3 separate regions of the Homo sapiens genome follow, and regions 1 and 2 are each linked to region 3. The links are chromatin contacts, found by Hi-C or POLR2A ChIA-PET in ENCODE. All regions are on one chromosome and are shown on one strand. Each heading gives the region's core, a stretch centred on a gene start or an enhancer-like site at or near the end of the contact. The rest is flanking DNA. Distances are from core to core; before and after follow the strand shown.

Evidence for each region. A loop is a pair of places that touch in the nucleus more often than their neighbours do. ChIA-PET counts read pairs that join two places held with the same protein, here RNA polymerase II (POLR2A). Pooled maps may share reads with other maps.
Region 1: a loop to region 3 is called in a pooled map, with 8 times the contacts of the local background. The contact joins the enhancer-like site here to the promoter of MED14 in region 3. A Hi-C loop is called at or near these places in 2 of 37 single-sample maps with no recorded cell type and 6 of 50 pooled maps. POLR2A ChIA-PET finds 5 or more read pairs at or near these places in 2 of 52 experiments (GM12878 and activated T-cell).
Region 2: a loop to region 3 is called in a pooled map, with 8 times the contacts of the local background. The contact joins the enhancer-like site here to the promoter of MED14 in region 3. A Hi-C loop is called at or near these places in 10 of 50 pooled maps. POLR2A ChIA-PET finds 5 or more read pairs at or near these places in 4 of 52 experiments (A549, AG04449, Caco-2 and 1 more).

The regions. Positions count from the first base shown.
Region 1 is chrX:41,179,060-41,181,827 of GRCh38, reverse strand. All of the region lies in intron 21 of USP9X (ubiquitin specific peptidase 9 X-linked), which reads right to left. Among named protein-coding and RNA genes, the nearest start is that of USP9X, 95 kb to the right of the region's middle. Within about 2 kb of position 1,452, at least 3 of the 41 ENCODE cell types and tissues checked have a DNase peak (open chromatin) inside an H3K27ac peak, as active enhancers do.
Region 2 is chrX:41,008,973-41,011,672 of GRCh38, reverse strand. No RefSeq gene overlaps it. Among named protein-coding and RNA genes, the nearest start is that of USP9X, 75 kb to the left of the region's middle. Within about 2 kb of position 1,437, at least 36 of the 41 ENCODE cell types and tissues checked have a DNase peak (open chromatin) inside an H3K27ac peak, as active enhancers do.
Region 3 is chrX:40,734,122-40,737,015 of GRCh38, reverse strand. MED14 (mediator complex subunit 14) reads left to right here and starts at 1,474. Exons shown (of 31, transcript NM_004229.4): 1 at 1,474-1,818. The coding sequence starts at 1,604. It overlaps MED14OS (MED14 opposite strand), which reads right to left and starts at 1,326. Exons shown (of 2, transcript NR_169211.1): 1 at 1,226-1,326. RefSeq lists enhancers at 262-1,182, 1,183-2,104 and silencers at 1,137-1,226, 1,487-1,866.

The sequences.
Region 1 (2,768 bases), core at 203-2,702, 440 kb before region 3:
AGCCCAGGTCAAAACCAGCCTGCGTAACACAGCAAGACCCCCATCACTACAAAAAAATTTTCAAAATAAGCCAGGTGTGGGCCGGGCGCAGTGGCTCATGCCTGTAATCCCAGCACTCAGGGAGGCGGAGGTGGGCGGATCACTTGAGGTCAGGAGTTCAAGACTAGCCTGACCAACATGGTGAAACCCCATCTCTACAAAAAATACAAAAATTAGCTGGGCGTGGTGGCGTCCATCTGTAATCCCAGCTACTCGGGAGGCTGAGGCAGGAGAATCACTTGAACCCAGAAGGCACAGGCTGCAGTAAGCAGAGACTGCGCCACTGCATTGCAGCCTGGGCGACAGTGTGAGACTCTGTATCTCAAAAAAAAAAAAAAAAAAAAAAAAAAAAAGTCAGGTGTGGTGGTGTGTACCTGTAGTCCTAGCTACTCTTAGGCAGGAGCCTCACTTGAGGCCAGGAGTTTGAGGTTACAGTGAGCTAGGATCATGCTGCTGCACTCTAGCCTGGGACACAGAGTAAGGCCCTCTCTCTTTAAAAAAAAAAAAAAAAAAAAAGAAATGAGAAATAGCATTTAAGCTATGTGTCCCAGGTGAATTAACAATCTCTCTGTGCTTCAGTTTCTCCGTCTTTAAAATACAGATAAAATTAATAATTTCCTTATAGGTATGTTGTGTGGTTTATCAGTGCTAAGAGCTTACAACAGACTTTTACAAAAGATGGTATTACATATAGAGAGGACTGCAGAAGTTTTAAGTTTAACAGCAAATCATAACATGGGCACTTGGCTTCAGGCAAAGATTCAGAATGAAAAGAAGTGTAACATTTGGGTGATCATTTAGCATTTGTGCACTCTTGGATGTATTTTAAATGGAGGGGAAAGAGAGAATCATTAGCTTTTTTCCTAGTCATTAACTATACCTTATAGAGATGATGTGTGGTTTAAGTTGAGTTTATCAGTGCTAAGAGCTTACAACAGACTTTTACAAAAGATTGTATTACCACGTTTTAGACACAAACTCTTAAATAAGAAAGGAAGCAGGAGCTCTAAGAAAAGGAAGTGACAGAGAGTGGTTTAATGTTTAATGAATACTAAGTGCCAGTCCCTAGGCTAGGGGTTTTCCATACATTGTTTCATTTAATCCCTGCAATTACACAAAAAAGTTATCATTATCCCAGTTCTAAGGATAAGGAAGCTCTAATAAACTATGAAACTTATGTTTAACGCCATAGAGTAGCAATTAGAAGCAGGATTGGAACTCAAGTCCATTTGAGTCCAAAGCCTATGATTTTCTGCTGCAATACAACCATTACCAGCTTTTTCAAAAGCTGGCTGTTTCAAATTTAGGTATTCTAGTTTCATTATATAAAACATGAAGAAAGCACCCACTTCAAGTTTCTTGCCTTAACTGTCTGACAAGAGCTCATGCTCGCCATCTGGTGGCATTAAGCGCCAATCACAAGATCAAGGATTCAGTGGTGGGTTTGTGTTTTTACAGTATGTTGTGAAGGTTGAATCTGCAGTAAAGCACTGCAAGGACTATTACTGAAATACTAACAAATGAAACTATGTAAATTCTAAACGATGTAACAGACAAGAATGAAATATATCTTTTGAGAGAAGCCTTAGCTAAGAATCTAATGTGAAATGCTTCTGTCCCATAATAATTGCAAAGCAAGATGAGAAGCCCAACAAGGTGTTTAATTTAGAAAATGGAGGTAATAAAAGCAGAAGACAGCTTTAAAAATTATGTCAACTAAATATGGTGTACTGCACTATATTTATCAGTACTTCATCCCCAAACCCCACTAAAATGAGAATGAATGAATATAAAAATACATAAACTCAAAAGAACATAAAAACAGAAGGGGAAGCAACACATTAAACAGCTGTCAACAAATTACTGACGGTGTAGTGAAGATGGGGATAGATAGTTGGTTTAGCTGAAGTTGTGAAGTTGGTTTAGTTGTTGTGAAGGCAAGGAGAAGAGGGTGCCTATAAATTAATGCCCCACTAAATCTGAGAAAAGCCAAGGGTATGAAAACAACAAACACTTGGGAAGGCACAAATGATTCGAAGGCCTAAAGACAGAGGCTGAAGACTGATTAAGAAGCCTTTCCAACTCCCTCAGGTTTCAGATTTCTCATTGCTGTAGAGATACAAATACGGAATGGAAGATGACTAGGAAGCTGGACTGGTACAAGCGTGAACCTGTGTTAGTTAACTGCAGGATACAAAAATCAATATACAAAACTAAGTAGTGTTTCCATTTGCCAATAGCAAACTATCTGAAAGAGAAATCAAGAAAGTTATCTCACAATAGCTACAAAAATATAAGATGCCTAGGAATAAATTTAAGCAAGGAGGAGAAAGATCACTACAAAAAAAACTGATGAAAGAACGAACACAGGACACAAATAAATGGAAAAATATTCTATGTTCATGGGTTGGAAGAACAAATATTGTTAAAATGTCCATATTACCCAAAGCAATCTACAGATTGATGCAATCTCTATTAAAATACCAATTATATTCTTCACAGAAATAGAAAAAACATCCTTTGAGGTGAATCTGCAAGGTAAAACAAAAAAATACAAAAAACACTCCTAAAATTCATATGGAACTACAAAAGACTCCAAATAGCCGAATCAATCTTGAGTAAGAAGAACAAAGCTGAAGGCATCAGCTACTTGACTTCAAAATTTACTATAGAGCAATAGTAACCAAAACAGCATGGTATTGACACAAAAATAGACACAGATCAATTGA
Region 2 (2,700 bases), core at 188-2,687, 270 kb before region 3:
ATTTATTAACATTAGAGCCTTGACTATTCACCTCAGCATTAACCAGGTAGATATTGTCCTGTTGGTTTTATAATGTTTAAGAATCCTTGAACATCGGTTTGCTCCTGTTCACGTGTAATTTCACATTTAATTTAATTAATGTATCTATTTTGAGATGGGGTCTCACTGTATCACCCAGGCTGGAGTGCAGCGGTGAGATCATTGCTCACTGCAGCCTCAACCTCCTGGGCTCAAGCGATCTTCTCACCTCAGCCCCCAAAATAGTTGGGACTATCAGCTTGCGCCCCACCCCTGGCTAATTTTTATTCTTTTTGAATTTTAGTAGAGACAAGGTCTCCCTTATGTTGCCCAGGCTCAATTTCGTATTTTATATTTAAAGAACTAGATTTCCTAAATAAGAATCACTCCTTTCTCTTTCAAGAGAAGATAGTTACTTAGAGGGTAGACAGGACTGATTATTTTCTTTGGTATGCCCTAAGGAATTATGTAAAACTTGACAGAAAATTTCCAGACTACAAAAATGGCTTCACTACCAATTCCTTCCCCTCTTCCATCTTTTGAGCTTAGAAAAACAAGATAAAGAAGGTTATGTCTTTTCAGTTATTCCTTTCTCATCTATTTCCCCAGTTTGGTCTACACTGAAAGCATACACGATTCTTCCTCCACTGGTTCATTGAATAATCTTCTTTCCTTAGTTCCCACATATCCAATCTATAAATCAAGCACATGAGATATATAGATTCTAAGTATCAGGTGGAATTCTGCCTTACACTCCAGAACATTTTTTTTTTCTTATGCTGTTTTTCATGTAAAGCAGAATCTGTAAGTATCGTAACAGGATTCAGCCAGGGAAACAGAGCCACTGTGAGTATTCTAGGAATAAAACCGTTCACAGCTGTGGGAAGAGCTGGGGAAGTGAATGTCTGGAAGGAGGAGTCAGAAGATCAGAGAGTCACTAGCCGTTGCCGGAAGCACTGGTGCAGTTGGACAAATCAGAGCTTGCAGGAAAATTCCAGAAGCCAAAGCACATCTAGCCACCGAAGCAGGGCCGCGGAGGGGGAGTTCGTGGAGAGGTTTATGGGAGCTGTGGCCTCTACGTAGCTCCCGCCCCATGTGGGGCGACAGCCAAGCCCCTGGTGGTGGGCCCGAGGCAGCTGTTGGGTAGCAGAGCCAACAGCAGGAAATGTTAGCTGGGAGGGAGCAGAGGAGAGAGCCGGATAAACCGGGAGCTGCAGGGCCTCTCAGGGCCCCTCTGTTTCTGTCCTTCACTGTATCTGACGGGAAACCTGCCAGGGGCAGTGACTGCTGCTCGCCTTCCGCCCTACAATTCTTGCACAAGGTTCTCTTTTGGCCAACTCTAACCCGGAAACACAGCAGGGAGGGGCTTCTAGGAAATGGAGTTCCCAGCCTTAATCGAGTTGCCATAGCACAACTCAGCACCGCATCTCCCAGCGTGATCAATGAAATGACATCACAGGCTCGGTAAAAGCCATTTAAAAATAACTCCTTCATTCTACTGTTCCTCAGCTCAGAAGTCAGGTGCGTGCATAGGTCGCCCTTCGTTAAGATTCTCCACTTACGGAGGTGGTGGACCTGGCAGGGTGTTGTAGGAAGGAGTGGCATGTGCTGAGAAGCTCACAGGATCCTTAGTCCTGGCTGTGACTCACAGGTATTGTGTAGCCTCGGGCAAATCCCTCTCCTCTGTGCCTCTGGTTTGTTCATCTGTAAAATGGGCAGAATTGTACTCAGTTGGCTTTTGCATGGTCCAAATGAGAAAACGGAAGTGAAACCCCCCTGTAAACTGCTAAATGCCAGGATAGTTATAAATTCCTTTTTTTTTTTTTTTTTTTTTTTTTTGCGGGGACGGGGAGGACAGAGTCTCGCTCTGTCGCCCAGGCTGGAGTGCAACGGCACAATCTCGGCTCACTGCAACCTCCGCCTCCCAGGTTTAAGCGATTCTCCTGCCTCAGCCTCCCAAGTAGCTGGGATTACAAGCGCCTGCCACTGTGCCTGGCTAATTTTTGCATTTTTGGTAGAGACGAGGTTTCGCCATGTTGGCCAGGCTGGTCTCAAACTCCTGACCTCAGGTGATCAGCCCGCCTCCGCCTCCCAAAGTGCTGGGATTACAGGTGTTAGCCACCATGCCTGGCCAAATTCCTTTATTTCAAGGAATATTCTTGAGCTTGGCAAAAGTTTGGAGTTTACGTACAAAATACATACTCAAAAGGAATTATGAAGTGAATGAATTCCTGAATAAACATGACTTGGCATCATGGGGAAACAATTTACAGTATTGGTGGGGACATAATTTCAGAGATGGAAGCTGCCAGAAGAGCTTCTTTTCTCCTAAAAGCCCATCCCAGGACCTCACTAGTCCTGATAACCCAGAAGTTTCCCTGCCACTAAAAAGATCTGTTTATTTTCCAGTTAACAAAGAGTGAAGAGGACACTATCATCATCATCATCAACATCATCATCATCATCATTATTATTTGCCTGAAGGCCCAGAGTACACCGTAATGGAGTACTGCTGATGGGAAAGGAATTAGCATTGACCTCTCAGGAGGTTAATTTGGGAGTTTAGCTCATGATCTAGTAATTCTGCTTCTGGAAGTTTATGAGAAGGAAGTGCTCTAATATGTGCGCCTGTGTGATCGCTGGGCTTTAGCATTTTAGGGGTGAGCCAACTGTATCTCAGAG
Region 3 (2,894 bases), core at 225-2,724:
ATATTTAAAAATAAGGTAGCTGCCTTCCAGCAACTGTATCTGTAAGGGGTATAAATAATCCCAATGCATTTTAATAACTAGCACAATGATATTCTGTTTCAATGTGCTTTAGGACCACCAAGGGAGGGAACAAGTGAGCTTACACCTTCAGAAGCAGATGAACCGCTTTCAACAATGATAAAGAATTACCCAAGTGATGACAGTAAGAATATTCTAACCTTAGGGAACATCATGAACATCTCTTACACCAAGAGGAGATGAAACTGCAAAAAGATGTTTGAAAGGGGTCGCAGCAACGAATGCTTCTAATAGTGAATCTCTACGTTAGGGCATGTTAGAATCACCTTAGGAAAGTTCAAAAATTCCCCAAGCCCAGACCTCAAGCCAGACCAATTAAATCTGAATCTACAGGGGTGGAACCCATATATCTAAGTATTTTTTTAAAAAACAGCTCCTCAGATAATTGCAAAGTGCAGCCAAGGTTGAGAATCGCTGTTTTAAAGCAGGTACAAAAAATTAAACGTGGACTTTGATGGGGGGGACGGGAGTGTCGGTAGGCATGGATGAACTGAAAAGCCCTTCAGAATAGAGCGGTGACTGCAAGAGCAAGGACAAAAACTATATGAGAGCCCGTGGCAGGGGATTTAAGGGCCGTTTTTGTGTGGGACTGACAGGATTTGGGGGATGGTGACGACCTCAGCATACACCCGACTCTATTAAAATTGAGTTACTCTGCCAGCGGCCCTGTCTCTACCCGCAATCATATTTTCTAGCACCTTTTCCCACAGTTTGGAAAAAAAAAAAAAGGGGCGAAAACGTTCTCCCACGTAACGCGCCGTGGACGTGTATGGGAGGAGCAAAGGCCTGAGAATCACAAGCGCGCGGCCGCTCCCATTTCTTCGCGATTCCAGAACCAGAATTCACGAACATTTAGAGGAGGCCTCCCCTGGCTGTGTTTGTGCCCCACTTAGGAAGCGATGGTGGATTTCTCTGGGCAAATTGTCGCCTTTACAACGCCAGGGGGCGGAGGCGGGAGGGAGAGCGGCGAGGGTAAGGGCGGGGCAACTGCTGACGTTCCCGGTGACGACTCCGGCTCAGCCCTCACCCTGGTTTCCGGCGGCGCGCGGCTCCCTTTTCCGCTCTCCCGCGCGCTCACAGGTACCGCCTCACTCCCACGCGCCCCCCAGCGCTGCGGTGCTAGACAGCTGAGAGAACAGACACAGACCTGTCGGAAGGTCCTCTGCAGGTCCCCCTTCCGCTCTGCCGATCGACTTCCGCCTCGGGCAGTCAACATGTACGTTGCGGCTGTCTGGCGAAGCTGCTTCTGAGCGTTTGCGGAGGCGCAGCTTCCCCTCTGCGGGGCCGCCCTGCTTCCCCCCCATCCCCGCCTCCCCCCGCCCCTCGCTCCTGTCCCTGGGGTCGGCGGACTTCTCGCTACATGGGGGCGGGCTTCCGCGGTCGGCGCACGGCTTCCTGTTCTGAGGCGGCCCGGCGGTAGGCGGTGGCGACTCTGCCCGCTCCCGTTTCGGCGCGGTGACCGAGCGCCCGGGAGGCTCGAGGACCGCATCGTGTGCCGTTGCGCCAAGCCCGGTCCTGCGCCGCCATGGCCCCAGTGCAGCTGGAGAACCACCAGCTGGTCCCGCCCGGAGGCGGCGGCGGGGGCAGCGGCGGACCCCCGTCAGCCCCAGCCCCTCCTCCCCCGGGAGCCGCCGTGGCGGCGGCCGCTGCAGCTGCGGCTAGCCCGGGCTACCGGCTGAGCACCCTCATTGAATTTCTGCTGCACCGGGCCTACTCGGAGCTTATGGTGTTGACGGACCTGTAAGTGCCCCGAAACCCCTGCCTGTTCCCCAGCCCCCCTTCCCGCCCAACCGGCTGAGACGTTTGCACCTCCCTCTCCCCGAGAGGCTGCTGTGTTCTCCGCTGGACTGCTTAGTCTAGAATTTTTGAACTCCTGGGGTTCAGCAGAGGTGGAGAAGAAGCTTTGTATCTGGGGTCTTCCTGGCAACGATGCAACAGAGACTTGTTAATTTTGCGTGTTGTTACACTTCCACTGAAAATTGTGTGAAATTTTTGTCCGAGTTCCCAACAGAACTCTCTTGATTTCTTGGCTGGAATACATAATATTCGAGCTTTTAGAAAAAACTCTATAGATGGGAAATTTGTATTACAGCCTCTTGACGATACGTTTTAAATGTAAGCTGTTATTGCTTCTAAGTTAATGCAGGAGCTACATACGTTGTGTATAAAATACAAATTTGAATTCAAAGTACTTTTTTTCTGGAACTTTTGAGTGTTTGAGGTCTTAATGAAGTTAGTGTGAGTAAAATTTTTTTGTAAGTAGTCTGTTATTTCTTGGAGTATGAAGGGGGTTTATAAATCACCTAGTTACCCATGAAATGCCTTGGGGCATGATTAAGTTGTTAATCCCTTCAGAATAGGATCAGAATATACTAACGAATTTCAGTGTGTGAAGAAAAGGCACCGTAACATTTTGGGACTCTGTTGTACATCTTATAACCCAGGTTCAGAAAAAGTTAATCAGAATTTTATTTTTTATCTATTGCAAGACTTCAGATCAGGGTTATCAATTGAGATACATTAGTATGCAGATATTAGGCTCTAAAGCGTCACAGTAATTTGTTTTTAGAGACTGATAACAGATACTTGTTTGCAGATGACTGAAAGAGTAGGCTCTACTTAACTCCTGTAAAACGTCATTCTCAGTTTTGATGTATTGTACTTTTTTGAATGGGACAGAAAAAAGTAGTGTTAAAGAAGCCTACCCATGGCTAATGAGAAATTTAAATCGCTGTCAGGTTTAGGGACTATTATAATGATATACCTCTCTGCACCATTTATTGTTGGATTTCATAAAAATCCAAGAATATCCATGA